Linked DNA regions of Homo sapiens: region 1 is linked to region 2. Evidence: read pairs that join two places in POLR2A ChIA-PET (ENCODE). Cell type or tissue: PC-9. All regions are shown on one strand. Each heading gives the region's core, and the rest is flanking DNA. Links, peaks and the distances in the headings are about the cores only.

Region 1 (2,910 bases), core at 266-2,765, 150 kb after region 2:
GGTCTCGAACTCCTGACCTCAAGTGATCCACCCACCTCAGCCTCTCAAAGTGTTGGGATTACAGGCATGAGCCACCACGCCTGGCCATGTGCAGCCACTTTGGAAAACAGTACAGCACATTCAAGTCCAGTTTGAAGAGACGCTGCTCTGTGACTCAGCTCCTGCACTCCTAGGTATGCACTCTGTCTAATGTGCACGTGCATGGCAGGAGAGGACTGAATATCCCTAACCACCGGCACCTCGGTGCACCCAGTGCACACTGGCAGAGTTGCGCCGTGTTCACCCAGAGGAGATGAACTGGCACCACAGGCATCAGCGTGGAAGAGAGCCACATGCTTCGTGCTGCGCAAAGACAGCAAGCCTCAGAAGAGTGGGACCTGAATGATGTCTTTTACATAACAATTTTTTTCTTTTCTTTTCTTTTCTTTTTTTTTTTTTTTTTGAAACAGTCTGCCTCTATTGCCTAGGCTGGAGTGCAGTGGCGCAATCTCAGCTCACTGCAACCTCCGCCTCCTAGGTTCAAGGAGTTCTCCTGCCTCAGCGTCCCAAGTAACTGGGATTACAGGCATGAGCCATCACTCCCTGCTAGTTTTTGTATTTTTAGTAGAGATGGGGATTTACTATATTGGCCAGGTTGGTCTTGAACTGCTGACCTCGTGATCTGCCCACCTCGGCCTCCCAAAGTGCTGAGATTACAGGCGTGAGCCACCACACCTGGCCAATTATTATTTTTTATAGAGACAAGGTCTTGCTATGTTACCCAGACTGGTCTCAAACACAAGGCCTCCAGGGATCCTTGGCCTCCCAAAGTGCTGGAACTACACACATGAGCCACTACACCTGGCAAAAAGGTCCAGCAGGATGACTCACACCTGTAATCCCAACATTTTGGGAGGCCAAGGAAGGAGGATTGCTTTAGGCCAGGTGTTCAAGACCAGCTTGGGCAAAAAAGCAAGACCCTGTCTCTGAAAAAAAAAAAAAAAAAAAAGCAAAAACAAAAACCCAGCAATATATTGTTGGTGGATATGCTCTTACACAGTGGAACTCTAAAGAAAAACAGAGCCAAGCGTGGTGGCTCATGCCTGTGATCCCAGCACTTTGGGAGGCTGAGGCGGGTGGATTGCTTGAGCCTGGGAGTTTGAGACTGCAGTGAGCTATGATCATGCCACTACACTCCAGCCCGGATGACAAAGCAAGGCCCCATCTCAAGAATAAATAGGCCGGGCATGGTGGCTCATGCCTGTAATCCCAGCACTTTGTGAGGCCGAGGCGGGTGGATCACCTGAGGTCAGGAGTTCGAGACCAGCCTGGCCAAAATGGTGAAACCCCATCTCTACTAAAAATACAAAAAAATTAGCTGGGCGTGGTGGTTCACGCCTATAATCCCAGCTACTTGGGAGGCTGAGGCGAATCGCTTGAACCCGGGAGGCAGAGGTTGCAGTGAGCCAAGACCGCACCATTGCACTCCAGCCTGGGCAACAGAGCAAGACTCCGTCTCAATCAATCAGTAGAAAAAAAAAAAAAACAAGGGAATACTGGAGACAATATGCAGGATAGTGGTTGGCTGTCTGGGGAGAGGTGGGTGTGTCTAGGAAACGGTGCTCACGTTAGAGTGTGGGTAGTGGTCTTTTTCTTAAGGTGGTATCACATAGGACGTATTTGTTGCAGCAGTCTCTGTGCTTATCATGTGTATGTGTACATAAATATATATGATATATGGGGCTGGGCGCAATGGCCCACGCCTGTAATCTCAACACTTTGGGAGGCTGAGGCAGGTGGATCACCTGAGGGCAGGAGTTCGAGACCAGCCTGGCCAACGTAGTGAAACCCCGTCTCTACTAAAAATACAAAAATGTAACCAGGTGTGGTGGCACATGCCTGTAATCTCAGCTACTTGGGAAGCTGAGGCAGGAGAATTGCTTGAGCCTGGGAGGCAGAGGTTGCAGTGAGCTGAGATCACACCACTGTACTCGAGCCTGGGCAACAAGAGCAAAACTTCATCTCAAAAAAAAAAAAGGGGCCGGGCGCGGTGGTTCACGCCTGTAATCTTAGCACTTGGGAGGCCAAGGTGGGCGGATCATGAGGTCAGGAGATCGAGACCATCCTGGCTAACAGGGTGAAACACCGTCTCTACTAAAATACAGGCGAGCGCCTGTAGTCCCAGCTACTCTGGAGGCTGAGGCAGGAGAATGGCGTGAACCCGCAAGGTGGAGCTTGCAATGAGCCGAGATCGCACCACCGCACTCCAGCCTGGGCGATACAGCGAGACTCCATATCAAAAAAAAAAAAAAAAAAAAGGAAAGAAAAAAATATATATATGTATATGATATATAGGATTGAAATGTTTCATGAGAAGTAGCTGGGTGGGTGGATGGGTAATGTTCACAGGTGTCACAGCTCCCTGGGGAATGGACTACCACTGTCCTTGGGAGTGGGTTTTCGTCAGCTGGGAGTGAGAAGGCCCCAAGATGGCTCAGTCAGACATTGCTCTTCCCCACACCTCGCCAAGACTCGGTTTGCTCTTCTAGAAAACAAAACAGAAGCCCAGATCAGGAGACAAATCTTAGAGAGAGAAGTGAGGTGTTAGGCAGGTGTCTGGGGCCATCATCACCTTCCCCTGCTCCTCCGCTGAAGGAGGCTGTAGGAGGAACGAGCATGTTATTATGCCATTTGCTAGTTTCGTGATCTTGGACAGGTGGCTTTGCCTCTCTCGACCTCAGTTTCCTCATCTGTAGAGTGAAGGTAATAATTGCGCTTATCTTGGAAGCATGGTGAGGGTTCCGTGGGTCAGCTTTGCCCCAAACATCCTGAGCCCTCCCTCTGTGCCGAGTGCTTCCCAGAGCTCCGCCAGCGTGGGTGTCCCCCTAGGTGGGCGGGGAGGCAGCAGGCCTCCCTGGGCTCACCTGGCGT
Region 2 (2,910 bases), core at 295-2,794:
GCCCCAGCTCCTGATCACACTTGAACGCGAGCTGATGGCGGGCTTGGTTCTAGGGCCTGCCTCGCCTCTGTCATGAAGGCTGCGCGGGGCCCTTCTGTGCCGAGACTGGCGCTTGCTCCCCACAAGCCCGTCTGCTGCTCCCTCCGCTGCGAGCCCTCCCAGGTCTGATCCGCCTGTCCCCAGTACCCCGGCATGCGGCACTTTTCCTTCTTCTCTTGTGAAAGGCAGATCTGGAAGAAGCTTCTGGGGAAATGCTGTGTTTGTGTCTGGTTATATCTATTCCCCAGACGGTGATTCTTAAACCTGGCTGTGGGTTGGCATCACCTGGGGAATCTTGGTAACAGTTGGGATTCTCTGGCTTCACTCCTGGAGCATCTGCTCCCGCAGGTGGAGAGGAAGATCATCTGCTGGTTTGGCCGCCCTACAACCATTCACCATTCTTTTGGGGTTTTCCTGTTGGGAACTGCTCTTCCTCCATCCCGTCCGTTCACTTACTGAGACCGCTGTGTGCAATTTATTATTTACCCCAGGCACTGGGGATATGGCAGGGAATCTGGAATATGCCCTTGAAACTGGAATTGTGTCTGTCCGTTAGATCACAGTACCGTAAGGCTGTCACTTTCTGATTTTTATAATTGTACTGTGATCCAGAGATTCTTCTTAGGAAATACCCACATCTTGAGGGGTTACAAACAAGAGCAAATTAACTGGAAAAGGGAAGCAAACCAGTGTTGGCTGAACAAACATGAAAATGACTACAATGTTTATCTTCAGTTTTGGGAGAATTGTCATGAAGACTCAACCACAGTGTCATCCTTTGTACAGAATAGGATTCTAATCAGGAGACCAGTGCTCATGTGCACAGCTTTGAGTGTGAAGATCTAAAAATTTTAGTTGGTAGGATGATTACAGATTATTTTCATCTTCCTCTTTACAGATTATTTTCATCTTCCTCTTTAAACTTTTGTATATTTTTCACATTTTCTAGAAGGAAGTTTTAGAAACAGAAGTGGGAAAAAAAACAACTTAAAAAAAGCCCCGGGCCAGGCGCAGCGGCTCACACCTGTAATCCCAGCACTTTGGGAGGCTGAGGTGGGCGGATCACGAGGTCAGGAAATAGAGACTATCCTGGCCAACACAGTGAAACCCCGTCTCTACTAAAATGCAAAAAATTAGCCGGGCATGGTGGCGGGCGCCTGTAGTCCCAGCTACTCGGGAGGCTGAGGCAGGGGAATCACTTGAACCCAGGAGGCGGAGGCTGCAGTGAGCCGAGATCACACCACTGCACTCCAGCCTGGCGACAGAGCAAGACTGTCTCAAAAAAAAAAAAAAAAAAAAAAAGCCCCACTGTTGTGGAATGTCCTGGTCTACCTGGTTTGGACTTAGAAATGCCTTAGGAGTAGCCTGGGCAGTTCAGGTCATTCCTTATCTTCCTGCCATAGGGATTGGTTCAAGGAAGGGAGGAGGTGAGTCAGTCCAATCAGAATTAAGACAGGTCTTTCTCTGGAGCTCCCAGGAAAGAAGAGGAGCTTTCTTCCTATGGAGGTGCCAAGTTGTAGAGTGTAAGCTTAATGCTGCTGGGGGCCTGGGGACCATCTTTGCTCAGAGGGTCGAGTGGAAAGGAGATGGAAATAATTCATTACAGACAAATTCTTTGGGTAACTGAACTTCTCAGTAATGGGAGCCAAAACATTGGCCCTTTTTCCCCTCAAGTCAGTTTGAATTGGGTCTCTGCCACTTGCAACCGAAAGAGTCCTAAGTAATACAGTAATTTTAGTGGACCCTAGAATCTATATTTAAATTTAAAAAATTCTCTGCCAGGCGCAGTGGCTCATGCCTGTAATCCTAGCACTTTGGGATGCCGAGGTGGGTAGATCACTTGAGGCCAGGAGTTCAAAACCAGCCTGGCCAACATGGTGAAACCCTGTCTTTACTAAAAATGCAAAAACTAGCCAGGTGTGGTGGCAGGCACCTGTAATCCCAGCTACTCAGGGGGCTGAGGCAGGAGAATTCCTTGAACCCGGGTGGTGAAGGTTGCAGTGAGCCAAGATCGTGCCATTGCACTCCAGCCTGAGGAACAGAGTGAGACTCTGTCTCAAAAATAAAATAAAATATAAAAATAAATAAATAATTCTCCAGAAATGATTTGTATGAATCAGATATTTGAGAACCACTTTGCTAGACTTTCCTGAGTGGCGGTTCTTAGCTTTATGTGATCAACAGACTGGCCTGGGGAACTTGTTAAAATACAGCAGCTCTGTTCCACATTGCTGGAGATTCTGGTTTGGGGCCTGAGGCCTGGGTATCTGCATTTTGAACACCATCCTGGGTGATTGCATACACTTCAGAGTGTGTGTATGCACAGAGGATTCTTGGCCGGGCACGGTGGCTCACGCCTGTAATCCCAGCACTTTGGGAGGCCGAGGTGGGTGGATTACAAGGTCGGGAGATCCTGGCTAACATGGTGAAACTCCGTCTGTACTAAAAATACAAAAACAATTAGCCAGGCGTGGTGGCGGAGGCCTGTAGTCCCAGCTACTCAGGAGGCTGAGGCAGGAGAATGGCGTGAACCCGCATTCTCAGCTTACAATCCTATCCATAGAGGGGGCCCAGGATCCTTCTCAAATGAATGAAAGTAGAGTTTAAGTCTGCAGTTTTTTTCCTCTTTGGAAAAAAACATTCCTTTCCTGCCCATGACCCAGCCTTGCACACTGGCCGCTAAACCTGGCGTATCGCATCATGTTTCAGGAGGAATTTGGTCAGATCTGTGCACTTTATTAGGATAATGGTTGACCCAGTGTGTACCTCCCCAGGTAACTTTGGAAAGAGCTGGATAGAGTTCATGACCAATTCGGAACAAAGTCTGCTCTTAGGAGGAATTTTGCTAATAGTGGGAAATATTCAAGAGGG

What was found. ChIA-PET counts read pairs that join two places held together with the same protein. Peaks named below come from ENCODE experiments on the same cell type or tissue, not always from the same donor. Only the 100,000 strongest peaks of a DNase experiment are listed, where the experiment ranks them.
Region 1: POLR2A ChIA-PET joins it to region 2 with 15 read pairs; 3 of 35 experiments call an interaction of 5 or more read pairs at or near these places.

What each region holds. Positions count from the first base shown.
Region 1 is chr19:38,101,625-38,104,534 of GRCh38, forward strand. The region is part of intron 6 of SIPA1L3 (signal induced proliferation associated 1 like 3); the gene reads left to right. Among named protein-coding and RNA genes, the nearest start is that of SNORD152, 60 kb to the right of the region's middle. In PC-9, for the core only: no CTCF peak of the experiment used is centred there; no DNase peak of the experiment used is centred there.
Region 2 is chr19:37,950,576-37,953,485 of GRCh38, forward strand. The region is part of intron 1 of SIPA1L3 (signal induced proliferation associated 1 like 3); the gene reads left to right. Among named protein-coding and RNA genes, the nearest start is that of SIPA1L3, 45 kb to the left of the region's middle. In PC-9, for the core only: no CTCF peak of the experiment used is centred there; a DNase peak (open chromatin) is centred at 1,426; H3K27ac peaks cover 413 bases.